Regions from separate parts of the Homo sapiens genome. Here region 1 is linked to region 2. A link is a loop called in an ENCODE intact Hi-C map of the cell type or tissue named here. Cell type or tissue: PC-3. All regions are shown on one strand. Links, peaks and the distances in the headings refer to the core of each region. The heading gives the core; the rest is flanking DNA. Region 1 holds the start of LPA (lipoprotein(a)). Region 2 holds the start of LOC124901454 (a long non-coding RNA gene).

The links. A loop is a pair of places that touch in the nucleus more often than their neighbours do. Peaks named below come from ENCODE experiments on the same cell type or tissue, not always from the same donor. Only the 100,000 strongest peaks of a DNase experiment are listed, where the experiment ranks them.
Region 1: a loop joins it to region 2, with 32 times the contacts of the local background. A loop is called at or near these places in 12 of 110 quality-filtered maps.

Annotation. Positions count from the first base shown.
Region 1 is chr6:160,659,297-160,675,000 of GRCh38, forward strand. It overlaps LPA (lipoprotein(a)), which reads right to left and starts at 4,979. Exons shown (of 39, transcript NM_005577.4): 1 at 4,870-4,979. The coding sequence starts at 4,918. In PC-3, for the core only: a CTCF peak has its summit at 8,791 (motif pointing left); a DNase peak (open chromatin) is centred at 8,775; H3K27me3 peaks cover 1,189 bases.
Region 2 is chr6:160,512,904-160,528,607 of GRCh38, forward strand. LOC124901454 (a long non-coding RNA gene) reads left to right here and starts at 7,447. Exons shown (of 2, transcript XR_007059844.1): 1 at 7,447-7,929. RefSeq lists silencers at 7,411-7,540, 7,581-7,660, 7,731-7,840. In PC-3, for the core only: CTCF peaks have their summits at 7,131 (motif pointing right) and 7,332; a DNase peak (open chromatin) is centred at 7,138; H3K4me3 peaks cover 2,091 bases; H3K27ac peaks cover 845 bases.

The sequences.
Region 1 (15,704 bases), core at 6,735-10,734, 150 kb after region 2:
TGTGAGTAAAGCACTCAGGATCTTTTTTCCTTCCCTAGTCCAAGTACAGCAAGGGCAGTATGACTGCAGTGTTAGTGGCAGAAGGACTTTCAGTCACCTCTGGGAGCTTCACCCCACAAAAACACAGAGTGCAGCCAGTGGAAATGTTCAACTGAGTTCGAGGTGCCTGCACTGTGGGCCCAAGCCAGGAGCCTTGCCTGGTGAAGAGTAGCAGGTGAAAGCTCACAAGAAAGAGAAACTGGAATTCTTTCCCTGCTGTGTGCTGGAGGTGTCAGGGAAGTGGCCAGGTCCCTTCTTTCTCAAGCCCAAGGGCATTAACGGTGGTACTGCTGCAGCTGAAATGGCAGAGGGGCTGTGGGTTGTCTCTTGGATTTCCTCCCCAGAGAAGCACAGAGCCAACACTGACTAAAATGTTCAGGCAGGGCCAGGGTGGCTGTGCTCTGCCCAGTGAGGAATAGTAGGGGCAGGGACCAGTGCAGAAAACAGTGTGGCCACTTTTCCATAAGGCAGCTACACTGTGCTGGAGGTCCGTGAGAGTCCTGAAGCTCCTCGCTCCCTCCTGAGCCCATACTTTAATCTCAAGAGTTTGAGATAAACAGTGGTAAGGAAGAAAGTACAACGGGTACGGCTAATGAAACCCAGGAAGATAAGTCAATGCGTAGAAGTAATTCCAACCTAAAGAAATACTTTTTAAAAATCATATTTATAGAGGTTTGCAGTGATACTAAAGACAATATTGCAAATCATTATTAAGAATACAAGAAGTACAATGTTTCTTGTTTCTTTAACACCTGTGATACAGGTGTTTGATATGAATTCTACGTAATGGCTGCATTGCTTCTTGCCACCACCCAAAGAAGGTTGTATAGCACTCAGATGTATACTAACTGCAACCGTGTATCTCTTAGGAATTTCTCCTTTGCCCTCTTCCCTCCCTATCAGCATGTATCTAGCAGCATTCTGAAAAGTTAACTGCACAGTGAGCGACTGCTGGGCATCTTAAGGGGCATTCTTTTCTACCTAGGTATTCCCCCTCCTCCACTCATGTCTAGCATGCAGGACTTGGGTAATCTCTGGGGTTTCAGATTCTCCAGACCTCCATTCTCTCAGGGGCTTCCACCTCCTGCTCATATCTAGCTATCTGCCTAGTCTAACCATAAAATCTTAAATAAGAATAAATCATGTTTGCTCTTGATTGCCATGTCATGATAAAAAAAATAAGACACCATCAGTGGCAACTGTGTTGCCAAGATTGATGTTGATCTGCTAATCCCTGTGTAGAAATGAACCTTGGAGGCCATTGTTTGATTTCTTACAATATGTGCATTGGTTGTAACACTGTCACTTTGACAGTTGATAAGCATCTTCTGAATGGTCCCTCCTTTAGTTACAAAAATGTTGGTGCATGGATGATGTTGGGAATAAATAAAAAGTGAACTAAATTATGTTCTCATCTTGGGCAAAAATTAAGCAAAAAAAAAATGGAGGATATGAAGCTCCTCCACAAAGAAGGCCATTTTTGTACTAGGCTTACTACAGTGACACACCACTATTAGTTGGGGAGAATTCAGTTTTTCCAAGGTGTTGATAGGCATCCAGATTTCAGAGGAAATTGTAAAAAAGCAGAACCTGGGACCAATACTGCCCACGATTTTTCTTTGAGATCAAATCTGAGGCAACAAATCTGTTCAAAAGCTGCTTTCTGCCTGGTTGTGGCAAAGGGTGGCCAAGTGGGGCTCAGCTGTGTTCCCATTGCAAGGCTACTGAGCATCCCCTGTCCTGAGGCTCCTTAGGACACCTGGCTGAGCTTCAGCAGCCCTCTTCCAAGCCTGGAGATGCCAGCTCCATCTCTGGCACAAAATGTAGTGATTTTCACAGGGTGAGAGGCCAAAAGAGGCTAATAAAATGAAGATAGCCAAGCTTCCATGGAATTAAGCAACAGGACAACCTTGACCACTTTGAGGGGTGTGGTGGGGGCCACATGCAGATGGAGTGGGTTAAAGAGTGACTAGAAGAGCAGTGGGGGTGGCAGCAGGAGAGAAGCCTGGCTCTGAAAGCAGCGAGACTTCTAGGGAATACAGGGTCAGGGGAGGTTCTGAAAGATGACACACTGCAGAGAACATGTGTTTGTATGCCGATGACAAGTATCCAGTAGAAAGGCAGATGAACAGATTCTCATTCTCAGAAAGGCCTGTCCTGACCTCCTGAGAGTACACAGACCATGAGGGCAGGGCAAGGAGGAGGATGCACGCTCACTGTTTCATGCAAAGTCCTTGGCCACAGTCCACCTGCTCCCCACCTCTGTGACTTTGTCCTTCCTCAATTTAATATGCTCTATGCTGGAAAACTGGATTATTGAACAGGCATTGGCTGATGCATTCTGAACCTAATCCACTAAAAAGCACTTGATAGATATATCAAAATATCATTGAGAAATAGATATTTTAGGCCCATATCCATGTCTTCACCCCGCACTGTTTCTCATTTGAACTCTCTTTTCCAGGAAGAGTTGTGCTTGGGTAAATTCTATAGCTCACAGTGTGACTTCAAAACACACAATAAATTAATAAGGTGCTTCCTACAGTGAGTTCAGTTAAACATTTTGAAGAGTGTTTTTGAAATGTAGCAGAGCAGGCTACAATTGATATTCAAAAAGAGGAAACTTCCATTTATTTCCCCCTTTAACTAAGTTACCTGTAACTGTGTCATTTTATTATGCTTCATAGAGCATCACTGCTGAGATCCCCTCCCCAGCTCATGTTGCTAGGAAATATCCCAAAACAGAATCAATTTTTCTTTTTTTAACCTGATGATTTTTCCACAATCCTTTTGTTTCTCTGATTCACCTCCAGGGCTCATATGGCAATGGGGATTTAATAGGGTTTATTTGTTGGTGAAGAAACATTAAACAAATCTTTTAATAGGAAAAATACTTTTATATTATAGGCAAAATGTAGATGTATATTGCTACTGAAGTAAATGTATTTTATTAATGGTGTGAGAATTTCTTCCTCACTGTGGTGTGTGAATGTGTATGCATATTTGCATGTGTAAAAGACTTAGCAATTTGTGAATAGAAGATGTTTCTCCGCTTCTCACTGAGCATGGCTGTAAAAGAAACTTTTTCCTCTCCCCGGGCATTCCAGCACACATTGGAAAGATAACACGTCCACAGAAAGCCTGGCTTTCCAAAAGAGCTTATCAGAGAATGTGCCCCCCAGGTCGATTAAAACATATGTTAATCCTGTGGCAGAGAAGTTTGTTCTAGCCTTTGGGTGTAGCCTGCTGAATAAGTTCACAGTGATCTACATCCTAGTTTCCATGGGCTGAAATAGAATATTCATATCCCCTGCACTCCCTACACACACAGACATAGACACCAATTTCCCCAAAAAACTCTTTGCTTAATCTTCTCCTGCTCTGTATTTTCTTTGATATTTTCTTGAATGGCTTCCACTAAATTCAAATGTGTTTGACTTTAAAGTCAACTTGTAAAATTTTATCTGGTAATTTATAGATTAAATTGCAAGCATCTACCTCCCTTTCATCAGACTCTCCCTGCAGGGCAAGTTCATCTAACTATGTATGTGCTTCAAGATGGAACTCCTGAGTTCACAGGTGATTTATAAACCAAAGCATGCCCACTACAAAACTCTCACCCTCCAGAGATTTGCCTCAAGGGACAACACCCTGCTCACAAAGGCACCAGCAGGCAACTGCTCAACTACCTGGTGGATAAGGTGCCCAAGCTAGCATGGACCCCTGAATCCTTGCTCGCCTCCTCTGTTGCCTTTTAAAAGTGCCACTTTCTGCTCCTAAAGTGAAGTAGTACGGCAGGACTGCTGCATTTCTTCCCCTAAGCTAGCTTTGGAAGCAAATCACTTTCTTTATACCAGACTTCTCTCTTCTTAATTGGATTCTGCAAGTGGCAAACAATTAACCTGCTCTTCAGTTACATTGGAATGTGTTTAGATTTATTTTTTCAAATGTTGGAACAAAGATGAAAAAGTGAGAAGAGCCCTAGATTTTTTCTTGGAAATCTGGCTTAAATCCAGGTTTCTTTATTTCCTTGATTTGGGAATTTGGTCACGAGACAAATAACATGATTTTCCTAAGTCTAGATTTCTTTGTTTATAAAATGGGGATGACTATGCTACCCTACCTATACCATGAGCTAAATAAGCTAGTATTTGTAAAGGACACACACTTACATTCACAATCACACACGGTGTGTATGTGTGTATGTATGTATAAAAATGTGGGGACCTAACCCACTCAACAAATACCCTGAGTATTTGTTGAATCATTATATGCGTATATCATCTGGCAAATGGATGTGTATAATTTCTCCAGGGATAAGAAGCAAATGTATACCGATGGAAAGCCTTACTCAGGCCATAACAAAGAGAGAAATGCTGAGTCCCACTCCATGAACAGGTCAAGGAACCAAACATATTCAAAGAGTTATTTCATTGTTTCAACTTGCTAGTGAGGGGAGCATGGCACCTGAACAGAGATGATATAAATTAATGAAACTGAGAACCAAGCGAAGAGCTTAGCCATCCTTTGCATAGTTAGCTACAATGGCTATTTATTTTTCAGCCAGACTGGCCATCATGTAGGCACACTCTTTTAGATTAGAAAAATCAACCATTATTTTTTCTGCCCATTCATTCCAGCACCGTGACAGTCTTCACGGGGAAATTAAACTTATTTTTTTAAGAATTTTTCAATCATATACAAGATTTTGAACTGGGAATTTCATGAATCAAAAATTAAATGAATTGCACATAAAGCCATGGCATATGTATTTTTACTACATTGTGGGAGAAAAAATAATTCTTATAATTTAAAAAAACTATGTCTTACCTGATTTCAGAAATAAAAGAAGTAGAAGAACCACTTCCTTATGTTCCATTTTGGGACTGGCCAGCAGTGCCCAGAAAGTGTGTCCCAATCCCAGGACATTGTTGACTTACATGAGAGTAAACGCACCCACAAACCAGATAGTCAAATTAAGTTAATGATTCTCTCAGAGACCCATGCCACTGGCTCAGCAGGGTTCAAACATTACCTTGAATATAGAGTCTTATAAAATATTTGAGAGTGCAATGTCAATAGATGCTGGGAAGTGGTGAAAGCCATTTCCCCCCTCAGCTGCTCCACATTGCCTTTATGTCTCCTTACTCCTTCCCTCACCCCTAGACCTTCATCTTTCCTGATTAGTCTTGTTTCCTCCCCTCTTCTTTCATTCTCTTTCTTTTGGATAAAATAAAATCATAAAAGTAGCTCATATTTGCTGGTAACTTCCATGACCAGACCCTCTGCCAAGTGCTGCACATCCATAGCCTCCCTCAAGCTTTCCAACAGGCAGTGCTGTACGAGGAGGGGGCTGAGGCCTTCCCGAGGTTGTGTCGCTACCCAGGGGTGCAGCTGATAGACACAACCCTTTCAGGTCTTAGTTTACGAGCAAGCTAGGTATAAATGTTAACATCTCCACATCCTATACCAAACTGTGCCGAAATGACAACATAAGTGAAAATCTTTTATTATCTTCAAAATTTATTTATTCCTAGTGAACTCACATGTTTTCTGTAATTATAAATTATGTTATAAGATATCAATCCTTCCAGGAGGGGGTGGTGGCTCATGCCTATAATCCCAGCATTTTGGGAGGCCACGGCAGATGGATCACCTGAGGCCAGGAGTTTGAGACAAGCCTGGGCAACATGCCAAAACCCTGTCTCTACAAAAAATACAAAAATTAGCTGGGTGTGGAGGCACATGCCAGTCATCCCAGCTACTAAGTAGGCTGAGGCACTAGAATTGCTTGAACACAGGAGATGGAGGTTGCAGTGAGCCAAGAATGTGCCACTGCACTCCAGCCTGGGTGACAGAGCAAGAATGTCTCAGGAAAGAAAAAAAAATAATAAATACCAAATAAAATTAATAAAATATCAATCCTTCCTATTCTAGTAGTTGTGGCTTAAATAAATAAATAAATATTTTTAAAAATAAAACATAGGGTCGAGTGCGGTGGCTCAACTCTGTAATCCCAGCACTTTGGGAGGCCAAGACAGGTGGATCACAAGGTCAGGAGTTTGAGACCAGCCAGGCCAATGTGGTGAAACCCCATCTCTACTAAAAATACAAAAATTAGCCAGGCGTGGTGGTGGGCACCTGTAATCCCAGCTACTAGGGAGGCTGGAGTATTCACTTGAACCCAGGAGGTGGAAGTTGCAGTGAGCCAAAATCACGTCAGTGCACTTCAACCGGGGTGAGAGTCTCAATAAAATAAAATAAAATAAAATAAAATAAAATAAAATAAAATAAAAGCATAGTATCAATCTTTCCGCAAATGAATTCATGGTGCAATCTTACATTTTCGTTCTCATGAAGTAAAGCAAGAGTGGTAGAATTAAGTGGAAAGAGTCTATCTCTAGTGTAGTCACGTCAGTGGTTGTGTCAAGATGGTTAGGAGGCTCCTCCCGTTTAAAACAGTATCCAAGCCCCAGTTGTAAATCAATTGGGGAGACACGCCAACTCTGATCATCAGCAATATCTGAGCTCCAGTCTCAGATATTGTGTGCAGTTAGTCTCTGTCCTGTACCCTCTACCTCCTTCCCTACCAGAAAAATCACCACTTTAGTCCCTGGCCACCGGGACACCCCAGGAGGGTGAGTGGTCTGAGGTAGTTATGGCACTTATGGCTCCCTTGCTGCTGATCTGGAACTCAAGCCCCAAGAAGTCCCCTTGGATGATCTGAATATACATTTGGGACAGATCTAGGGAGTTTCTGAGCAACACTTAGACTGGGGTCTTCCATTGATTAAATCCTACTTGAATTCGCTACTTTGGGACTCAAGTCTAAGGGACTGAGACTGAGACAGGAGAGCACAAGACTAACTTTGGTCTCTTGATCTTTTCTTACCTTGCAACTGTCAATGCCTCCAGCCAAATGCCCAGCACAGAGCTCAGTGGATTTGACTCTTCCATTCAGAAACTCATAGCGATTGCACACTTCATTCTCAATCACAGGGAGCTGGGCTTCCTTGAGAAAGCCAGCCCCAAAGGTACCTGTGTTTAAAAAGATGAAAGAAATGGTAACTACGTCCACAACATGTTCACAAGGAAACTCCAGAAGAACAGAGCAGTGGTGATGGACCTCCTGTCTGTCCGTGAGGCTGTAGAACACAAGGCAGCTCCCAATGCTGCCAGACTCTCTGAACCCTGGAGAGTGTAAACGTCATATAAGAGTCTATGTTCCAAAAACCTGGATTTAACAATCTGAGCTTTGTCATGGTGCTTTGCGGTTGGTTGTTGTTTCTTTACCTTTTTCTTTGCTTTTAAAACCATAAAGAATAATGTTTAAATGTAGAGTCTGAGAAATGCAATTGCTATTGTTTTTATATTTTCAGACTTTTTGTATGCTTCTTTCACTAATTACATCATATCACAAAATTTCACACCCTGATTTTTTCACTCAACATTACATAATGAGTTTTGTATAGTGCTATGATCTTCATAACTAATATTTTAAAGGAGAGCTACTGATTAATGAGCATGAGGTTTCCTTTGGGGATGAGGAAAATATTCTGGAAATATGATGATGGTTGCACACCACTGTGAATGTACTAAATGCCACTTGGTGGTACCCTGCAAAAATGGTTAAAATAGTAACTCTTACGCTGTGTACATTTTATTGCAATAAAAAAGAATAGTCATCATTTACTAAGCATTATCCTTTCCAGGCACAAGCTTATAATGTGGTGTATCTCACTTCATCCTCACAACAGTCCTATGAAACAGGCAGTTCCATCACTCCTGCTCTACAGTTAAGGAAACTGAGGTGTAAGGAGGTTGTCTAGTTCAACCTGAGCCTGGGTCTGCGGAGTCACTGCCCAAATGCTTCCTCCCCGTGCGCGTTGGCCCCCCTCTTGCTTCCAACCCTCCACATCTTTGTTCATAAAGTTCATTCTTATTCCTTAATATTTTCTGAGCCTAAGTTCCCATAAATTATATAGACATATTTCTGTCTCCCAATAACACTGCCAATTTATTTTCTAGAAGGTTATGACAGTGTAAAATGTCACTAGAAAACAATCACTTCACCACACTTGTATGAGTGTTCAATTTTTAAATATTAGCTAATCTAACAGGTTGAAATTGTCCTGATTCATTTTCTAATTTATACTTCTTTGACAATTTGGGAGAGTGAAGATTCTCCTGGTTGTGTTTATTCTTTTGTGAAAAACTGCTTTATTTTCTTTGCCAAATTCAAATAGAACGGTTGCAAAATTGCCAGAGGAAATGCTGTTTTTCCAGATGGACACACCCAGGGATGTTTCAGTGTTCTCACAAATAATCCAGTTTTCTAATTTTGCAAGCCCAGCTTTCATTAGAATTTTGCAAAAATCCTTGCTTTGCGAGCATGGCACAGGCAAGAGATGAGGCACTCTCTCTTTCTTCCCCCAGAGCCTTTGACTGCACTTAGATCATTGACTTTGGTTCAGAAACCTGACTGCATCTGGAGTTGACATGAGCAGCATGGAAGATGTTTGTCCCAGCACCTCACTCCAGAGGCCAGCTCAGCTCAATCTGGGCAGAGCTGCATGATGGAAGTTTCTGACTACCAAGCATCGGGCAGAGGGTGCATCACCTGGACTACATAGTTGTGTGAGGGAGCACCGTTCTCTAGAATCTGCTATTTGAGCAAGGCAAACATCCTGATAATGGTGAAAACCTACCGCAAGTTGCCAGGAAAGTTGATGTGGTCTGCGAGTAGGTGCTGCCATCCAGTGGCCGACATAGAGATGTCATCTCTGAGGGCAGGTAGGCCACAGGTGACAAGAGGATTGAAGCCCTCCCTGATGGGGCCTTGGGGAGAGGGCAGCAGGGTAAGTCCAGCGGCAGGATCAGTCCATTGATTGTGGATGACGACTGACCTGGAAAATCCCCTTGGCCTCAACACCTCCAAACTCTGCATTTGATCCAAGTCAGGGAACACCTGGAAACATGAAGGGGAGAGCAGGAAAACTTTGACCTCCCTCTCAGAGGCTGAGAACGCCAATTGACCTGATGTCATTATTGACATGTAGAAAATTGATGAACAGGCCTGAGTTATGTTTTGTGGCACCTCATGGTCTAGTTAGTGTTCTGAGAATCATTTTCTCAGTGGACCTGCAGGTGAGACCAGGCGAGGCAGAAGCCTAGTGGGGGATGGTGGTTAGAAATGTGTGGATGGTTGTGGGGCAGAAGAAACAGCAAGTAGGCTCTGGGCCAGCTACAAACTGGTTATATGATGTCTACTGATGATGATAGTGATGGTGGTGGTGGTGGTGATGGTGGTGGTGGTAATAATTGTGATGGTGGTGGAATGATGATGATGGTGGTGGTGGGTAGTAATGATGGTGTTGGTGATGGTGGTAGTGGTCGTGGTGATGGTGATAGTGATAGTGATGGTGGTGGTAATGATAATGCTAATGGTGGTGGTAATGATAATGATTATCATGATGATAGCGGTGGTGATGGTGATGGTGATGATAATGGTGATGGTGGTAGAATGATGATGATGGTGATGGTGGTGGTGGTGGTAGTAATGATGATGGTGGTGGTGATGATGTTGAGGGTGATGATAATAGTGACAGTGGTGGTGGTAATGATAATGGTGATGGTGGAATGATGGTGATGGTGGTGGAATGATGATGGTGGTGCTGAGTAGTAATGATGGTGATGGTGGTGGTGGCTGTGGTGATGATGGTGGTGGTAGTGGTAGTAACGATGATGGTGGTGGTGATGATAGTGATGATGGTGATGATGTTGAGGGTGATGATAATAGTGATAGCGGTGGTGGTAATGATAATGGTGATGGTGGCGGTGGTGATGATGTTGATGAAGATGATAATGGGAGTGGTGGTGGCAATGTGGATGGTGATGATGATGTTGACGATGATGATGCTCATCACAATCACCTTATATGTTAGTACAGGTAAGAAAGCCAAGGCTAAAAGAGATTAAATAACTGCCCAATGTCACATGGAAGATGGTAGAGCCAGAATTCACACCCAGATCCTTATGATTTTAGCTTGGTGCTTTCATCAGTTGAGGTATTGGAGAGGATCTGTTTGCTTTCTGGCTGCCCAGCAGTCTATCACCCTACATCCCATAATCCTGTTGAGGGATCCACCCTTTGCCCTTCTGGGTATGAGTGGGGTCCTGCCTCCACCTCTAGCATGTAATAGCTGATGCAGGTTGGAGCCAATCAGTGATGGGTTCAGGGACAGGCCTGTGACCCAAGTTCAACCTCTCAGACCTGGCCAACTATTGTTCACTTAATGGGGACAGTGGCCTTCCTCAGTCTTTCCTGGCAAAGCAAGAGCTGCCACAGCATCTGCCACCACAAGAATCTCACCTTTGTGCCCAAGGATGATGCCTACTGCATGGCTGGACAGGGCCTGGGCCCTGGGGCCATCATGTGAGCCTAAAGACTTTTCAGCTCAACAAGAATTCCCCTTTTTTGCTTAATCCATCTTAAGTTGGATTTTCTGTCACTTGCAAGAAAGAGTCATGTTAGATACAACTCTATTCTGTATATTAGTAGGAGCTGCCATGATGGAGTGCGTAGCACGTGCTCGACACTTGATGCACATTCTTATTGTTTCTCCCCCGACAACCCTGCAGCCCCCATTTCATATAAGAAAACAATCAATGAGAGTTCATGACTTTTCTAAGTCCCGACAGCCAGTAAGTGGGAACCAGGGTTCCAATTCAGGTCTCCCTGTGCCATCCTGCACCTTCTCTGAGCCTCAGGTTCCTCACTTGTAAAATAGGAACAATAATATCTAAGTCTTAGAGGTTTGCAGCATTTAAATTTTTATAAGTGCAAAACACTGGGAGCAGCCTGGCACACCCAAAGGTGTTCCTCTTTTGCCAAGTTTCCTTTTAGTTGGCCTCAGTGTTCCCAGACTCAGGAGTGCAGAAAGGGGGATCAAGAAACCAAGGAGGATGACATTTTAAAAATAGTAGAAAAAGCACAGAAAAAGGAAAGCAAACTTTGCAATTATCTAGACCAGTGGTTTTTAACCTTTTTGTTAAACAAAAAACAAACAAACAAAAACCTTTCTTCAAATGACAGCTTATGCAAAAGGCTGATGTGGAAAACACCACTTGAAAATGCTGGTTTTACAAATGAGGGGTTGGAGTCAAGTCATACAAAGAGTTAACGTGCCTAGTCCAGGTCTGTCTGGCTAGTGGCAGAGTCAGAACGCTTTTCTAGGGCTCCAGACTCATAATGTCCTCACCAGCACCTCTGAGAAAGTCAGCAGAGTCAGAACGCTTTTCTAGGTTCCAGACTCATAATGTCCTCACCAGCACCTCTGAGAAAGTCAGGCAGAGATCCCAAAACAGTCTTAGTGTTCCAGTGGTCAAGGGGGTAAGTCTGATAGATATAATTATTGTCAGGGCATACTGAAAAATGAAGAAGGAATCCCTAAGATGTAGTCCAGGTGCTGATACCACATCCTGCACAGATGTTCCCTCTCTTTCTCTCACCCATCAACCAATACCAAATACTATCCTAGATTTGGGGCCATGGGGCCTGTCTGCCTCTCCCTTAGCTGCAGGTCCCCTGCCTAACACCCTCCCACACACATTAGACATGTGGATTTGGTAAGAAGGCTAGTTTATTATAACTTTTGTCATTATTGTTTTACATCATGTTTAGAAATACAATCTGGCTAATTTCACATAAAAAATAATCTAACACCCTTAAGGGCTGGGTGAAAACCCCACTTACCTGAGGAAGCAATATGAATGCTGGAGTTATGAATTCAGAGACTCAAAGACCTTTACTGGTTTTCTGCTTGTTTTAGGTATAAAGGAAATACACAATCATTAAAATAAAAAATGGATCACACCCCAAAACTTCAACAGCAAAACTATTTTGCTAACATGCCCCACTATGAAACCAAAGACAAGAAGTCAGCTACAAATAAAGACCCTGTACAAGGCCTTGGCCCTGTGAAAACCTCCAAAGAAGAAGTCTATTGGCTGTACTCAATCTACACTGCAGTTAAAGAAACACCCACACAGAGACATGAGAAAGAACCAACGTAAGAACTCCAATAAATCAAATGGCCAGAAGGTCATATGTCCTCCAAACAACTGCACCAGTTTTCCAACAAGGGTTCTTAACAAGACTGAGCTAACTCAAATGACAGAAATATAATTCAGACTACGGATACAAATGAAGATCATCAAGATTTAGCACAATGGCAAAATCCAATTCAAGGAAATTAAAAATCACAATAAAATAATATAGAGGCTGAAAGATTAAATTGCTGGTATAAAAAAAGAACCTAACGGATCTGACAGAGCTGAGAGCTGAGAAACAAACTATAAGAATTTCACAATGCAATCCAAGTATTAATAGGAGAATAGACCAAGCTGAGGAAAGGATCTCAGAAATGGAAGACTAGCTCTCTGCAATCAGACAGTTGACAAAAATGAAGAAAAAAGAAGGAAAATGAATGAACAAAACCTACAAGAAATATGGGGAAAAAAGGCCAAATCTACAAATCATTGGCATCTCTGAAAGGGATGGGGAGAAAGCTAACAATCTGGAAAACAATTTAGGATACCAACCATGAAAACTTCCCCAATCTTGCTAGAGAGGCCAACAGTCAAATTCAGAAAATACAGAGAATCCCTGCCAGATTCTACACAAGAAGATCATCCCAAGACACATAATCATCAGCTTTTCCAAGGTCAAAATGAAAGACAGAATGTTAAAGGCAACTAGAGAGAAAGGGCAGGTCATCTACAAAGGGAACCCCATCAACCTAACAGCATACCTCTCAGCTGAACCTCTGCAAGCCAGAAGAGATTGTGGGCCTATATTCAACATTTTAAAATATATATATATTCAGCCAAAAATTTCATATCCAACCAAACTAAGCTTCCTAAGCAACAGAGAAATAAGATCCCTTTTAGATAAGCAAATGTTGAGGGAGTTTGTTACCACCAGACCTGCCTTACAAGAGATCTTGAAAAGAGCACCAACTATAGAAAGGAAAGAGGGCTACTAGCCAATACAAAAATACAATTAAATTCACAAACCAGTGACACTATAAAGCCACCACACAAACAAGCCAGCATAAAAACACAATCAGAGCATCAAATTCACACATACCAATACTTGCCTTGAATGTAAATGGGCTAAATGCCCAACTTAAGAGGCACAGAGTGGCAAGCTCGATAAAAAAGCAAGACCCAATTGTATGCTGTTGTCAAGAGAACCATCTCACATGTAATGACACCCAAAGGCTCAAAATAAAGAGATGGAGGAGAATCTACCACGCAAATGGAAATCAGAAAAAAGCAGGGGTGGCAATCCTAATTTCAGACAAAACAGACTTTAAACCAACAAAGACCAAAAAAGACAAAGAAGGGCATTACATAATGGTAAAGGGTTCAATTCAACAAGACCAACTATCCTAAATATATATGCATCCAACACAAGAGCACCCAGCTTCATAAAGAAAGTTCTTAGAGACCTACAAAGAGACTGAGATGCCCACACAATAATAGTGGGAGACTTCAGCAGTTCACTGACAGTATTAGACAGATCATTGAGGCAGAAAACTTACAAAGATATTCAGGACCTGAACTCAACATTGGATCAAATGGATCTGATAGACCTCCACAGAACTCTCTACCCCCAAACAATAGAATATATATTATTCTCATAATCACATGGCACATTCTCTAAAAATCAACCACATAATTGGACATAAAACAATCCTCAGCAAATGCAAAAGAACCAAAATTATACCAAAAACACCCTCAGACGACAGCTCAATAAAAATAGAAGCCAAGACTAAGAAAATTACTCAAAACCATGCAATTACATGGGAATTAAACAACATGCTCCTGAATGACTTGGGGGTAAATAATAAAACTAAGGCAGAAATCAAGAAGTTCTTTGAAACTAAAGAGAATTAAGAAACAACATACTGGAATCTCTGGGACACAGCTAAGGTAGTGTTAAGAGGGAAATTCATAGCATTAAAAGCTCACATCAAAAAGAAAGATCCCAAAGTAAGAACCTAACATCACAACTTGAAGAATTAGAGAAACAAGAGCAAATCAACTCCAAAACTAGCAGCAGGCAAGGAAAACCAAAATCAGAGTTGAAATGAAGAAAGTCAAGACATGAAAAAACATTCAAAAGATCAACAAATCCAAGAGTTGGTTTTTTGAAAACATTAATAAGACAGATAGTTTGCTACCTGGCTAATAAAGAAGAAAAGAGAGAGAAGACCCAAAGTAACACAATTACAAATGACAAGGGGGATGTTAGCACTGACCCCACAAAAATAAAAATAACCATCAGAAACTACTACAGACAGCTCTATGCACACAAACTAGAAAATCTAGAAGAGATGGATAAATTACTGGACACATACACCCTCCCAAGACAGAACCAGGAAGAAATTGATTCCTTGAACAGAACCACAATGATCTCCAAAATTGAATCAGTAATGAATAGCCTACTAAGAAACAAAAGGCCAGGACCAGATAGATTCACAGCTGAATTCTACCAGATGTGCAAAGAAGAGCTAGTACCATTCCTACTGAAACGTCAAAAAAAATTGAGGAAGAGGGACTGCTTCCCATTTTATTCTATGAGGCCAGCATCATCCTGATACCAAAACCTGAAAGAGACACAACAACAATAAAAACTTCAGGCTGATATCCTTGATGAACACTGATACAAAAATCCTCAACAAAATACTTGCAAACCTAATCCAGCAGGACATCAAAAAGCTAATCCATCATGATCAAATAGTCTTCATCCCTGGGATGTAAGATTGGTTCAACATATGTAAATCAATAAAATGTGACTCATCACATAAATGTGACTAAAGACAAAACCCACATGATTATCTTGATAGATGCAGAAAAGGCTTTTGAAAAAATGTACCACCGTTCATGTTGAAAACTCTCAATAAACTAGGTATTGAAGGAATATATCTCAAAATAATAAGAGACATCTATGACAAACCCACAGCCAGCATCATACTGAATGGGCAAAAGCTGGATGCATTCCCCTTGAAAACCAGCACAAGGTAAGGATGCCCTCTCTCATCAGTCCTATTCAACACAGTATTGGAAGTCCTGGCCAGAGCAGTCAAGCAAGGGAAAGAAATAAAGAGCATCCATACGGGAAGAGAGGAAATCAAACTATCCCTGTTTGCAGATGACATGATTCTGTATCTAGAAAACCCCATAGTCTCAGCCCAAAAGCTCCTTCTCTGTTAATCAACTTCAGCAAAGTTTCAGAATACAAAATCAAAATACAAAAATCACTAGCATCCCTATACACCAAGAGCCAAGCCGAGAGCCAAATCAGGAACACAATCCCATTCACAATTGCCACAAAAAATAAAATACCTAAGAATACAGCCAACCAGGGCGGTGACAGATCTCTACATTGAGAATTACAAAATGCTGCTCAAAGAAATCAGGGATGACACAAGTGAATGGAAAAACATTCCATGCTCATGGATCGGAAGAATCAATATCATTAAAATGGCCATATGGCCCAAAGTAATTTACAGATTCATTGCTATTCCTATCAAACTGCCAATGACATTCTTCACAGCACTGTTAAAAAACTATTTTAAAATTTATATAGAACCAAA
Region 2 (15,704 bases), core at 4,663-8,662:
CAAAGAGGGGTAGTTAGCATATCAATCAATCACCTCAAACATTTATCACTCATTTGTTTTGGAAACACTCAATATCCTCTTTCTAGTTGCTTGAAACTATACAATATAATATTGTTAGCTAGACTCATCCTACAGCGGCATAAAACACTAGAACATATTTCTGATACCTAGGTGTAATTTTGTAGCCTTTAACAAATCTCTCCCTATTCCCCCTTTCCCCACTCTTCCAGACCTGGAACATCCTCCATATTACTTTTTACTTCTTTGATATAAGCTTTTTTAGCTGCCACATATTGTTACTGGCAGCAAATCCATATGGGTCTGCAGCAACCTCAATTGTTGCTTCCTTGGACGAAAGATTTTAAGAGGCAGGAGGCAAAAGGACAGCAGGAGTGACAGTTTATTTAAAAGCTTTAGAGCAGGAATGACAGGAAGAAAAGCACACTCGGAAGAGGGCCAGGCAGGTGACGAAAGGCAAGTGGGGTGGCTGGCAAAATGGCCGAATAGGAACAGCTCCATTCTGCAGCTCCCAGCGAGATCAACACAGAAGGCAGATGATTTCTTCATTTCCAACTGAGGTACCCGGCTTATCTCACTGTGACTAGTTAGACAGTGGGTGCACCTCATGGAGGGTTAGCAGAAGCAGGCTGGGACATCGCCTCACCTGGGAAGTGCAAGGGGTCAGAGAACTCCCTCCCCTAGCCAAGGGAATCCATGAGGGTCTGTGCCGTGAGGAATGGTGCACTCTGGCACAGATACTATGCATTTCCCATGGTCTTCACAACCCACAGACCAGGAGATTCCCTTGGGTGCCTATGCCACCAGGGCCCTGGGTTTCAAGCACAAAACTGGATAGCCATTTGGGTAGACACTGAGCTAGCTGCAGGAGCTTTTTTTCCATACCCCAGTGGTGCCTGGGATGCCAGTGAGACAGAACTGTTCACTCCCCTGGAAAGGGGACTGAAGCCAGGGAGCCGAGGGGTCCAGCTCAGTGGATCCCACCCCCATGGAGCCAAGCACCCTAAGATCTACTGGCTTGGAATTCTTGCTGCCAGCACAGCAGTCTGAGGTTGAACTGGGATGCTCCAGCTTGGTTGGGGGAGGGGTGTCCACTATTACTAAGCCTTGAGTAGGCGGTTTTCCCTTCACAGTGTAAACAATGCCCCTGGGAAGTTCCAAATGCCCCAATTAAAAGACACAGACTGTCAAAGTGGATAAAGAGTCAAGACCCATTGTGTGTTGTATTCAGGAGACCCATCTCATGTGCAAAGACGCATGTAGGCTCAAAATAAAGGGATGGAGGAATATTTACCAAGCAAATAGAAAGCAAAAAAGAAAAAAAAAAGGGGGGTGGGTGGGTTGCAATCCTAGTCTCTGATAAAACAAACTTTAAATGAACAAAGATCAAAAGAGACAAAGAAAGGCATTACATGATGGTAAAGGGATCAATGCAACAAGAAGAGCTGACTATCCTAAATATATATGCAATACAGTAGCTCCCAGGTTCATAAAGCAAGTTCATGGAGACCTACAAAGAGACTTAGACTCCCACACAAAAAATAGTGGGAGACTTTAATACCCCACTGTCAATATTAGACAGATCAATGAGACAGAAAATTAACAAGGATATTCAGGACTTGAACTCAGCTCTGGACCAAGCCAACCTAATAGACATCTACAGAACTCTCCACCCCAAATCAACAGAATATATATTCTTCTCAGCACCACATTGCACTTATTCTGAAATAGACCAGATAATTGGAAGTAAAACACTCCTCAGCAAATGCAAAAGAATGGAAATCATAACAGTCTCTCAGACCACAGTGCAATCAAATTAGAACTCAGGATTAAGAAATTCACTCAAAACAGCACAACTACATAGAAACTGAACAACCTGCTCCTGAAAGACTACTGCGTAAATATTGCAATTAAGGGAGAAATAAATAAGTTCTTTGAAACCAATGAGAACAAAGACACAACATACCAGAATCTCTGGGACACAGCTAAAGCAGTGTTTAGGGGGAAATTTATAGCACTAAATGCCCACAAGATAAAGAAAGAGGATCTAAAGTCGACACCCTAACATCACAATTAAAAGAACTAGAGAAGCAAGAGCAAACAAATACAAAAGCTAGCAGAAGATAAGAAATAACTAAGATCAGAGCAGAACTGAAGAAGATAGAGACAGGAAAAACCCTTCAAAAAATCAATGAATCCAGGAGTTGTTTTTTTGAAAAGATCAACAAAATAGATAGACCAGTAGCCAAACTAATGAAGAAAAGAGAAAAGAATCCGATAGACACAATAAAGAATGATAAAGGAGATATCACCACTGATCCCACAGAAATACAAACTACCATCAAGGAATACTATCAACACCTCTATGCAAATAATCTAGAAAATCTAGAAGAAATAGATAAATTCCTAGACAGATACACCCTCCCAAGTCTAAACCATGAAGAAGCTGAATTCCCTGAACTTGAATAACAAGTTCTGAAATTGAGGCAGCAATTAATAGTAACCAAAAAAAGTCCAGGACCAGATGGATTCAGAGACGAATTATATCAGAGGTACAAAGAGAAGCTGGTACCATTCCTCCTGAAATTCTTCCAAACAATAGAAAAAGAGGGACTCCTCCCTAACTCATTTTATGAGGCCAGCATCATTCTGATACCAAAACCTGGCAGAGACGCAACATAAAGAAAATTTCAGGCCAATATCCCTGATGAACATCTATGCAAAAATCCTCAATAAAATACTGGCAAACCTAATCCAGTAGCACATCAAAAAGCTTATCTACCATGATCAAGTCGGCTTCATCTCTGGGATGCAAGGCTGGTTCAACATACACAAATCAATAAGGGTAATTCATCACATAAACAGAACCAATGACAAAAACCACATGATTATCTCAATAGATATAGAAAAGGCCTTCAATAAAATTAAATAGCCCTTCATGCTAAAAACTCTCAATAATCTTGGTATTGATGGAACATACCTCAAAATAATAAGAGCTATTTATGACAAACCCATAGCCAATATCATACTGAATGTGCAAAAGCTGGAAGCATTCCCTTTGAAAACCAGCACAAGACAAGGATGCCTTCTCTCACCACTCCTATTCAACATAGTATTAGAAATTCTGGCCAGGGCAATCAGGCAAGAGAAAGAAATAAAGGGTATCAGATGGAAAAAGATGAAGTCAAATTGTCTCTGTTTGCAGATGACATGATTGTATATTTAGAAAACCCCATCATCTCAGCCCAAAATCTCCTTAAGCTGATAAGAAACTTCAGCAAAGTCTCAGGATACAAAATCAATGTGCAAAAATCACAAGCATTCCTATACACCAATAATAGACAAAGAGCCAAATCATGAGTGAATTCCCATTCACAATTGCTACAAAGAGAATAAAATACCTAGGAATACAACTTAAAGGGATGTTAAAGACCTCTTCAAGGAGAACTACAAACCACTGCTCAAGGAAATAAGAGAGGACACAAACAAATGGAAAAAAATTCCATGCTCATAGACAGGAAGAATCATGAAAATGGCCATATTCCCCAAAGTAATTTATAGAGTCAATGTTATCCCCATCAAGCTACCATTGACTTTCTTCACATAATTAGAAAAAACTACTTTAAATTTCATATGGAACCAAAAAGATCCCATATAGCCAAGACAAGCCTAAGCAAAAAAAAAAAACAAAAACAAAAACAAAAAAAAAACAAAGCTGGAGGCATCACGCTTCCCAACTTCAAACTATACCACAAGGCTACAGTAACCAAAACAGCATGGTACTGGTACCAAAACAGATATATACACCAATGAAACAGAACAGAGCCCTCAGAAATAACACCAAACATCTACAACCATCTGATCTTTGACAAACGTGACAAAAACAAGCAATGGAGAAAGGATTCCCTATTTAATAAATGGTGTTGGGAAAACTAGTTAGCCATATGCAGAAAACGGAAACTGGACCCCTTCCTTACACCTTATACAAAAATTAACTCAAGATGGATTAACGACTTAAACATAAAACATAAAAACATAAAAACCCTAGAAGAAAACCTAGACAATATGATTCAGGACATAGGCATGGGAGAAGACTTTATGACTAAAACACCAAAAGCAATAGCAACAAAAGCCAAAATTGACAAATGGGATCTAATTAAGCTAAAGAGCTTCTGCACAGCAAAAGAAACTATCATCAGAGTGAATAGGCAACCTACATAATGGGAGAAAATTTTTGCAATCTATCCATCTGACAAAGGGCTAATATCCAGAATCTACAAAGAACTTGAACAAATTTACAAGAAAAAAACAACTCCATCAAAAAGTGGGCAGTAAGAACAGACACTTCTCAAAAGAAGACATTTATGCAGCCAATACACATATGAAAAAAAGCTCATCATCACTGGTCATTAGAGAAATGCAAATGAAAATCACAATGAGATACCATCTCATGCCAGTTAGAATGGTGATCCTTAGGAGGTCAGGAAACAACAGATGTTGAAGAGGATGTGGAGAAATAGGAACACTTTTACACTGTTGGTGGGAGTATCAATTAGTTCAACCACTGTGGAAGACAGTGTGGCAATTCCTCAAGGATCTAGAACTAGAAATACCATTTGACCCAGCAATTCCATTGCTAGGTATATACCCAAAGGATTATAAATCATTCTACTATAAAGACACACACACACGTATGTTTACTGCGGCACTGTTCACAATAGCAAATACTTGGAACCAACCCAAATGCCCATCAGTGATAGACTGGATAAAGAAAACATGGCACATATACACCATGGAATACTATGCAGCCATAAAAAGGTTGAGTTCACGTCCTTTGCAGGGACATGGCTGAAGCTGGAAACCATCATTCTCAGCCAACTAACGTAAGAACAGAAAACCAAACACTGCATATTTTCACTGATAAGCGTGAGTTGAACAATGAGAACACATGGACATGGGGAAGGGAACATCACACACTGGGGCCTGTCAGGGGTTGAGGGGTTAGGGGAGGGATAGTATTAGGAGAAATACCTAATGTAGATGACAAGTTGATGGGTGCAGCAAACCACCATGGCACATGGATATCTATGTAACAAACCTGCATGTTCTGCACATGTATCCCAGAACTTAAAGTATAATAATTTTTAAAAAAATTTTTTAAAAAGAAAGTCAAGTGTGTGCTTTGACCTTTTGACTTGGGGTTTTATATACTGGCATGCTTCCGGGGTCTTGTATCCCTTCTCCCCACTCACCCAACTCCTGAGAGCTTATCCAGAAGCTGTTTCAGGTGTTTTCTATCTATTGGGAGATGGCTTTTCACTGGTGCCAGCTGTGACCAATTATTACTTTACAAAGACAGTTAAAAACTGCCTGACCATCACCTAATGGTTGACAACACTCCAGGTGTGTGTTTGGGGCGGTGGTAGGGGAAGGCACTGTTCTGCCCTGCTCATACCTTACTAGCTACCTACTGTAACACTGAGTGAGAACACTCACTGTTTACCTTTCTGTTCCTGGCTTACTTAACAAACCTTCCTTTAGTTTCATCCATGTTGCTGCAAAAGATAGGATCTCATTTTTTTAATGGTTGAATAGTATTTTATGGTATGTATATATCACATTTTCTTTATCCATTCATGTGTAGTCAGACAACTAGATTGATTACATGTCTTTGTTATTATGAATAGTGCTGCAGTAAACCTGAGGATGCAGAGGTCTCTTTGATATTTAACGATTTCCATTGCTTTGGATAAATGCTTAGCAGTGAGATTGCTGGATTATATGGTACTTCTATCTGTATTTTTTTGAGGAACCTCCATACTGTTCTTCAGACCAATTGCACTAGTTTAAATTCCCACCAACTGTTTTTAAAATTCCCTTTTTTTCCTGCATCCTCACCAGCATTTTTTATTTTTTGTCTTTTTGATAATAGCCCTACTAACTGGGGTGAGACAATAGCTCGTTGTGGTTTAGATTTGCATTTTCCTGATTAGTGATGTTGAGCACATTTTCATACATTTGTTGGCCATTTGTATGTCTTCTTTCAAGAAATGTCTGTTCAGATCATTTGCCCTTTTTTTTTAATTGGGTTGGTTTTTTGCTGTTGAGATGTTCGAGATCCTTGTATATTCTAATACTAGCCCCCTGTCCGATGAATAGTTTACACATATATGAGGCACCACGAGATCCTTTACACAGGTTAGTTCACTTACTCCTCACTCCAACCCTATGAGGGAGGCGCTATTACTACCACTCTTATTTTACCCATAGAGAGTTCAGCAGAGGTTCATAACTTCCCCCAAAGTCACACAGCTAGTGTGGCAGATGGAGCAGGGTTGGATGCCAGAGCCAGGCCCTCCAGCCCCACGCCTCGTTGCTGCAGGAGCCCTCCAATCTGCAGTCACTGCCACAGGCATCAATGGCACTACCCAGAATAAGGATTTATTGAGCACCTACTGTATTCACAGAACTCTAATCAGTCTGAAAGTCCAAGCAATGAAGCAAACAAAGCCAAGGAATGGCAGAAATGGCAGAGTTCAAACCAGAGTCTAGGGCCTGAAGTGCACCGCATGGGCCAGGTTAAAGTGAATGAAACATTCCTATTTTGATCCTTTTCATTATTTATCATTCATACCCCTAACTACCTTTAATGCGATTAGTTTTAGATGTAAAAACAACAAATACGCTACAAATCAGCTCTTCCAACATTTTCTTCTCGTGAAAAAGGCTCTTTGAAAGCCCTGTTTTGCAGAAACTTGCTCCTTTTGCATGAATGGTAAATCATAGGAGACCTGGTAGATTACGCTACATACTTAATGTGAAAGGTTGCTTCATTCAAGAGCCTGGAGTTTTCAGACATTGTCCTGAAACTTCCCTGCCTAGGGTAGGGTAATGCCAGCGACGGCAGGAAATAGCTCTGACGCACTTAAGAGTTAAATACAACCTACAGAAGTTCTGGCTGGGTGGGGAAAACCTATTGCTAAAGAGAAGAGCTACTTTTTTTCTTTTCTGGAATTTGCAAACAGCATTTATTCTCAGCCTTACCTTCCACAAGCTCCACCTGGAACATTGCTGGGCAGCGTGGAAACAGAAGCAAACATCAGCCAGGCCGGCAGGGGGCAGCAGACCCCACATTTTGCCCTCGCCTCCCGTGGGAGGGAGTGCCCGGCTCCCAAAATCCTGTGGCGGGTTTTGTCCCAAGCGACTTCAGCCAGCAGATAGTTCGTGTCCTTCTGAGGCCGCAAAATTTGGGGTGGAAGAAGTGGGGCGTGAGGCTGAGAGTGAGGAGAGCAATCCAGGGTCGCCAGGGTGGGAGCCGCAGCGGGCCCTAGGCCTCCGGGAGGACACTGATGCTTCCGGACCGCGCGAGGCGCGCCGGCAATGCCGGCAATGGACGTGCGACAGCGGCACGAGGCGGGGCACCGGGAGGGGATGCGGGGGGAGGGGGGACTCGGGCATGGCGGGCTTCAGGTTCCGAGCCCTATCCCTGCGGGGAGGCGGCTGAGGCCCAGCGAGAATTCGAGCGCGGTGCGGGCGGGCCGGCAGTGCTGGGGGGACCCGGCGCACCCTCTGCAGCTGCTGGCCCGGGTGCTAAGCCCCTCACTGCCAGGAGCCTGCGGCGCCTGCTGGCTGCTTTGAGTGCGGGGCCCGCTGAGTCCGCGCACACCCGGAACTCGCGCTGGCCCGCGAGCGCCGCTCGCAGCACCGGCTCCCGCCCGCGCCTCTCGCTCCACACCTCCCCGCAAGCAGAGGGAGCCGGCTTCCGCCTCGGCCAGCCCAGAGAGGGGCCCGCCACAGCGCAGTGGTGGGCTGAAGGGCTCTTAGAGCATGGCCAGAGTGGACGCCAAGGCCGAGGAGGCGCCCAGAGTGAGCGAGGGCTGCTAGCACTTTGTCACCTCTCAATTTGACGTTGTAAGCTTCCTTCCACAGAGTGACCTTTTTCATGCAATCGATGTGCTCCTGTGTCAGCTATGCAAAATAATTTTTGTTTACTGAATCTGGTTTAAAAGGCAAGAAGTTGCTTCCCATTGGGCACTTTGATCCTGGTGAAACGGGATGTGTATGCCTGGAAACATGGACAGTCACATGCACTGCTTGGTTTTGTGTGGAACTAACATGAGATGATCTTTTCACTGATTTTCAGAATTGTGGAGAATTCACTTAGGAAAATAAGCATGTGTATCAATGCATGACCAATATGGGCGTTTACTTTAACTGATTTCACAGAAGCAGTGCTCCTAATATTTTGAGCCACACAGATTTTATCTGGTGCCTCTTTATGATATGATCAATTAGCTGCTTACTTCATAAGTTATGTGGAGTGGGGAAGATACTCCTATTTTCTCTTTAAATGTCTTTTCTCTGATTTAAAGAAGTAATAAAGGAGAAATCTTTTTGCTATATTTTACTTTTATCCTCCACTATTCTGAAGTTTAAGCTTCAATAATTAATATAAGTACAGTAAAATTAATATTTTAAAGGTAGCTGATATGCTTGATAACCAGAAAATATTTCATTTTTTAAAAATTCTATTTCATCTACTAATTTGATCCATATGATCCATATGCAAGGGTATGTAAAAGTCTATATATAGTCATATGACAAAGGTATATGGTGTATTGAATTTATACTTTTATTGTTCATCACTAAGACCCTTTTTTACTTTAAAAGTGGGTTATATAGACCTGTGAAACATGCAACAAAAATGAAAACACTGCACCTTTTTGTGGTTCTGTAAACACACAAGAAAAGTGGAGGTCAGGATCCATGCTGTTGGCCAGGTATTAAGTTGGCGTTATCAGCAATCACTGTAGTCTCTGTGAGTGCTGATGAATCTGAATGTCATGCCTTGGGAATTGCTTTTTTGACTAGATTACTGGTTTGAGGTTGTTGCCGTTGTGTTTTTTGTAAGAGTAGAAATTCACAAGTGCACAACGTTGGATTTAGGTAAGTGGAAATTTAATGCAATCACAGCAGTGCCTCATACAAAGAAAGTGATCAACAAATGTAGCCATGATAAGGGTCACTCGCTAGGCCAGTTGTCACCTACCCCTCTGCTGGATGACAGCCCTTCTGCATCTGCACTCAGCTCCCGCGTTTCCGGAGCTTCTCTTCTCAGACCATGCAGTGCCCAGAGCTTCAGATCTGTCCATATCCTTCATCAACACCTCCTGAAAGTATGAGACCTTGCAGAGGCCCATGTCTTCCAGGTGTTGCCAAGACAGCTGAGACAGAGCCCTGGAGTCCTTTCTTATCATCCCTTGATCAGGGTGTCTTATATCTGTTAATTCTACAAATAGCCATTTTTTTAAATGTCATTTATTTTAAACCAGTAGCTCAGCTGTCCTGTGCCAGCTCCACACCCTCAACTCTACAGCTGATTACACAGTTCATTATTATGCTAATTTAAGAAATGTTAAATATATGCAAACCTACAGAGGGAACAAACACTGTAGCAACTTACCAACTTTCCCACAACCTGCAGTTAACAATTGTGAACAGTTTGTCATTTTAACTTTTCCCCAGTCCCTGGAATTTCCTCATCTCTAACCCAGTCTCCCTCAACCACTCATGATGAAGTGTGTACCCATCCAATCTGTTTTGGAACATTTTAAAATTATTTTACTTGGTTTTTTTTAAATCAGCTTTATATATGCACATAGTTTAAAGAGTCAAAAAGTTCTGTCCAGGCATGGTGGCTCACACCTGTAATCATAGCAATTTGGAAGGCCGAGGCAGGAGGATCATGAGTCCAGGAGCTTGAGACCAGATTGGCCAACATGGTGAAACTTCATCTCTAATAAAAATAAAAAAAAATTAGCTGGATATAGCAGCCCATATCTGTAATCCTAGCTACTTGGGAGGCTGAGGCACGGGAATTGCTTGAACCCAAGAGGCAGAGGTTGCGGTGAGCCAAGACTGCACCACTGCACTCCAGCCTGGGTGACAGAAGGAGACTCTGTCTCAAAAAAAAAAAAAAAAAGAAAAAAAGTAAAAAGTTCTGTTTTTACAGAATTACTGCGTTTCCTTCTCTCCAGAGGCAAACACTTCCAATTCTTTATTTCATTTATTTTTGAGATGGAGTTTTGCTCTGTCACCCAGGCTGGAGTGCAGTGGCACGATCTCGGTTCACTGCAACCTTCACCTCCCTGGTTCAAGCGATTCTCCTGCCTCAGCCTCTTGAGTAGCTGGGACTACGGCGTCCACCACCAGGCCTGGCTAATTTTTGTATTTTTAGTAGAGACTGGGTTTCACCATGTTGGCCAGGCTGGTCTCAAACTCCTGACCTCAGGGCGATCCACCCACCTCCGCCTCCCAAAGTGCTGGGATTACAGGCCTGAGCCACCGCACCCGGCCACCTCCAATTCTTTCAACTGATCCTATTGGCATTTACCTTCAGCTCTCTAAATAACTTTCTGACTGTGGTACTTCTTTTTTCAGTTTTAGTCATTACCTATTGATATGGTTTCGATCTGTGTTCATGCCCAAATTTCAAGTCAAATTGTAATCCTTAGTGTGGAGGCGGGGTCTGATGGGAGGTGATTGGCTCATAGGGCAGTAACTCATGAATGGTTTAGCACCTTCTCCAGGTGCTGTTCTCCTGATAGTGAGTTCTCAGGAGATCTGGTTGTTTAAGTGTGTGTGGTACCTCCCCCACCCTTGCTCCTGCTCCTGCCATATGAGAAGTGTTTTCCATTTTTAAAATTATAGACATTTAAATTATAGACATTTTAATGGATATGAAGTCTTATTTCATTGTGATTTTATTGGCATACACAGCATACACATACCGTCCACATACCACACACATACACTTCACACACCGTACATACTACATACACCCACACATCCTTTTGCCATATGTACCTAAAATAATTATGTAATTATATTGTAATTTTGGTTAAGTAAATATTCAGTGTTTATGTAACTGAGGCCTGTAGTATCCTTTTATATTTCTCCCTAGAATTCATTATTTTCTTTTCTGTAAGCTTTTATGTCTGTTTCCTAATTCCACTCCAAATTCTCAGTTATATACCTTTTCAATATGCCCCCAAACCAATCAGGCCATCTAGCGTTTTTCTTCCAGAGAGCTCCTCGGGAACCACCGGCTCTGCTCTGGTGTGGCCTGGGTGCACAGCCGGCCTGCTGTGCAGTTGTGGGATCTCCATGGACTGTCATCCAGAAGACCCCCTTTCCTCTCTGATATTTGATCCCGTTTCATGGATCCCACATCTTCCTTTTTAAAAAAAGTTACTTCCTCATTTTGCCAAAGCAAATATTCTAGTATCATCCTTAGAAAGGATACATGGAAGGTATTTTTTAATTGAAGTGAAATTCTCATAAGAAAAGTAGCAGTCTTATAGTGAACAATGCGTTGTATTTAGTATGTTCACATTGGCAACCACCACCTCCATCCAGTTCCAAAACATTTTCATGACCCCAAAGCACAATGCAGTACCCAATAAGCTGGTACTTTCCATGACCCCATCCCAGCCCTTGCTTTCAAGTTTCAGCCATGTAGCGGATACCAGTACTTCATTCCTTTTTGTAGCTGTATAAACCACAATTTGTTTATCCCCTCATCTATTGATTGACATTTGGGTGTGGCTGTTGTAACAGTGCTGCTATGAACATTCTCATGCAAGGTATCTGTTTGGGCACTTGTTTTCAATTCTTGTATATATACACCTAAGAGTAAAATTGTTAGATCACATGGTAATTCTATGTTTAGCATTTTAAGGAACTGTCAAATTGTTTTCCACAGTGGCCAAACCATTTTCCCTGTACATTCCCACCAGCAATATACAGGATTCTAATTTCTCCACATCCTCACAAATGCTTGTTATTTTCCATTTTTTAAATTATAGACATTTTAATGGATATGAAGTCTTATTTCATTGTGATTTTATTGGCATTTTCTTAATGACTAATGATGTTGACCATCATTTCATGTACTTATTGCCTATTTGTATATCTTTTTTGGAAAAAATGTCTATTCACGTTCTTGTTTTTCTTTTTATTGTTGAGTTGTAAGAGTTCTTTTTTTTTTTTTTAACTCATTTCCCATTTGCCCCAAGAATACTATGCAGGCAGCAAGCTACATATTTTCTTTTTCTAAATAAGAAGTGGGTTAAGAGATGGCAGTCTCACTCTGTCACGCAGCCTGGAGGGCAGTGGCCCAATCATAGCTCACTGCAGTGTCGAACTCCCAGGCTCAAGTGATCCTCCCACCTTGGCCTCCCCAAGTGCTGGGATTACAGGTGTGAGCCACTGCTCCCAGCCTAGAGATCTTAATATATTCTGGACACCAGGCCTTTGTCAATAGGTTTGCTTCATCAGTAGGTTGCTTTTCACTTTCTTGATAATGTCATTTGACACATAATAGCTTTTAATTTTTTTCATTACTTTTCAATTATTTTTTCCAGTTTTATTGAGGTACACTTCACAAATAAAAATTATATATATTTAAGATGTACAATGTAATGCCTTAATATAGATGTACACTGTGAAATTATTATCATAAGCTAATTAAAATATTCACCACCTCACATAATACTTTTGTGTATATGGTGAGGACACTTAAGATCAACTCTTTTAGCAAATTTCAAGTATGCAATACAGTATTATTAACTCTAGTCACCATTCTGCACATTAGATCTCCAGAACCTATTTATCTTGCAAAGCTATACAGTTGTATCCTTTGATCAACATCTCTCCATTTCCCCCTTCCACGGCTCTGGCAATCACTAAGCTACTCTCTATTTCTAGGAATTTGACTTTCTTAGATTCCATATGTAAGCGAGATCACACAGTATTTGCCTTTCTGTGTCTGGCTTATTTCACTTATTATAATGTCCTCCAGGTTGATGCAAAGGCAGGATTTTCTTCTTCATTAAGGCTGAATAATATTCCTCTGTGTGTGTGTGTGTGTGTGTGTGTGTGTGTGTGTATAAAACATATATATATAGATACACATTTTTATCATCCATCCTTTCATTTATTTATTTGTGTAAGTTGAACTATTCTTGCATTCGTGAAACAAATCGCACTTGATCATGGTGAATGATCTTTTTAAAGTGCTACTGGATTCAGTTTTCTAGTATTTTGTTGCGGATTTTTGCACATATGTTTATCAGGGATATTGCCTGTAATGTTCTTTTATTAGCGTATTATTTTTCTGTGTTTAGTATCAGTGTAATGCTATCCTCATAAAATGAATGTGAAAGCATTCCTTCTTTTTAGTTTTTAAGAAGAGTTTGAGGAGGGTTGATATTAGTCTTTGTAATGTTTGGTATGCTTCAGCAGTGAAGCCATTAGGTCCTGGCCTTTTCATTGATGGGAGACTTGTTATTACTGATACAATCATGTACACATTATTGGTCTGTTCAGATTTTCTATTTCTTTCTGAGTCAGTCTTTGTAGGTTTTTTGCTCTAGGAATTCATCCATTTCTTCTAAGTTATCCAATTTGTTGGCATGTAATTATTCATAGTAGTCTCTTATGATCGTTTGTACTTCTGTAGTATCTATTGTAATGTCTCCTCTTTCTGGTTTTATTTGAGTATTCTCTGTTTTTCTTAATCTAGCTAAAAGTTGGTCAATTTTGTTATTTTATTGAAAACCAACTAGTAGTTTTATTTCTTTTTGGTATCAGTTTTTTAGTCTTTACTATTTCTGATGTGATCTTTATTATTTCTTTCCTTCTACTAACTTTTGGGTTAGTTAGTTCTTTGTCTAGTTTGTTGAGGTGTAATCTTAGGTTGCTTATTTGAGATCTTCTTTTTTAATGGAAGTGTTTATTGGTAAAAGCTTCCCTCTTAAAACCACTTTTGCTGCATACTATAAATTATTGGTATGTTAGTGTGTCCATTTTCCTTTGTCTTGAGTTGTTTTTGTTTTCAATTCAAAATCATATTTATTATGTTTTAAAGCAAGTGACTTATTTTAGTATAGGATAGATTAACTCATTCCAAATGATAGCTTTCTCCAATTAAAGCTACATTGTTAAAACTTGAAAAAATTATCCAGAATTTATCTTTCATGGTGATACTTAATTTCAGTAGGGCTTTTCACATTTTGTCTGATTGGCATATAAATCAAAAACAAATATTTCTTTTTTTATTATTATACTTTAAGTTCTGGGGTACATGTGCACAACGTGCAGGTTTGTTACATAGGTATACATGTGCCGTGTTGGTTTGCTGCACCCATCAACTCGTCATTTACATTAGATATTTCTCCTAATGCTATCCCTTCACCAGCTTCCCACCCCCTGACAAGCCCTGGTGTGTGATGTTCCCCGCCCTGTGGCCAAGTGTTCTCATTGTTCAATTCCTACCTATGAGTGAGAACATGCGGTGTTTGGATTTCTGTCCTTATGATAGTTTGCTGAGAATGATGGTTTCCAGCTTCATTCATGTCCCTGCAAAGGACATGAACTCATGTCTTGATTTTTTAAAATTTCCTCTTTTAATATCTTCTTCGACTCATTGATTGTTCAGGAGCATATTGATTAATTTCTATCTATTTGTGGATTTTCCAATATTCCCCCATTATTGATTTCTAGTTTCATACGATTATGATCTAAAAAAAAAACCTGATATGATTTCAATCTTCTTACATTTTTTGACTAGTTTTGTGACCTAACATATGATCTATTCTGGAGAATATTCCCTGTGCACTTGAGAATAATGTGTATTCTACTGCTGTTGGATGGAATGTTCTATATATTTCTGTTAGGTCTACTTGGCTAAAGTGTAGTTTAAGTCTCGTGTTTCCATATTGATTCTCTGTCTGGATGATCTGTCCATTAGTGAAAGTGGAGCTATTCAAGTGTGCTACTATGATTATATTACAGTGTAGCTCTCCTGTGAGATCTATTAATGTTTGTTTTAGTTACTATATGTAGGTACTACAATTTTGGGTATATATATTAATATATATTTATAATTGCTATATATTTGTAATGAACTGATCTCCTTATTATTACATTCTTCTTCGTCTCTTTTTACAGTTTTTGACTTAAAGTCTGCTTTACCTCATGTTGAGTTGAGTTTCCCTTATCCAAAATGCCTGAAACCAGAAATGTTTTGAATTTTGAATTGTTTTTGCAATGTTTGCATTATGATATGGTTTGGCTGTGTCCCACCCAAATCTCATCGTGAATTGTAACCCTCATGATCCCCATGTGTCAAGGGAGGAGCCCAGTGGGAGGGGATTGGATCATGGGGGCGGTTTTCCCTATGCTGTTCTTGTGAGAGTGAGTGAGTTCCCACAAGATCTGATGGTTTTATAAGTGTTTGACAGTTCCTCCTTCACACACTCACACTCCGTCCTGCCACCTTGTGAAGAAGGTGCCTGCTTCTCCTTCATCTTCCGCCATGATTATAAGTTTCCTGTGGCCTCCTTAGCCATGCTTCCTGTTAAGCCTGTGGAACTCTGAGTTAATTAAACATCTTTCCTTTATAATTACTCAGTCTCTTTGTAGTATTCTTTATAGCAGTGTGAGAATGGACTAATACAAATTATATATTTACTGTTTTTGCATCCCTAAACACAAAAATCCAAAATGCTCCGAAGAACATTTCCTTTGAACATCATGTTGGCACTTAAACATTTTTAATTTTGGAGTATTTCAGATTTCAGATGTTTGGATTAGTGATACTCAATCTGTATAACTACCCCTCT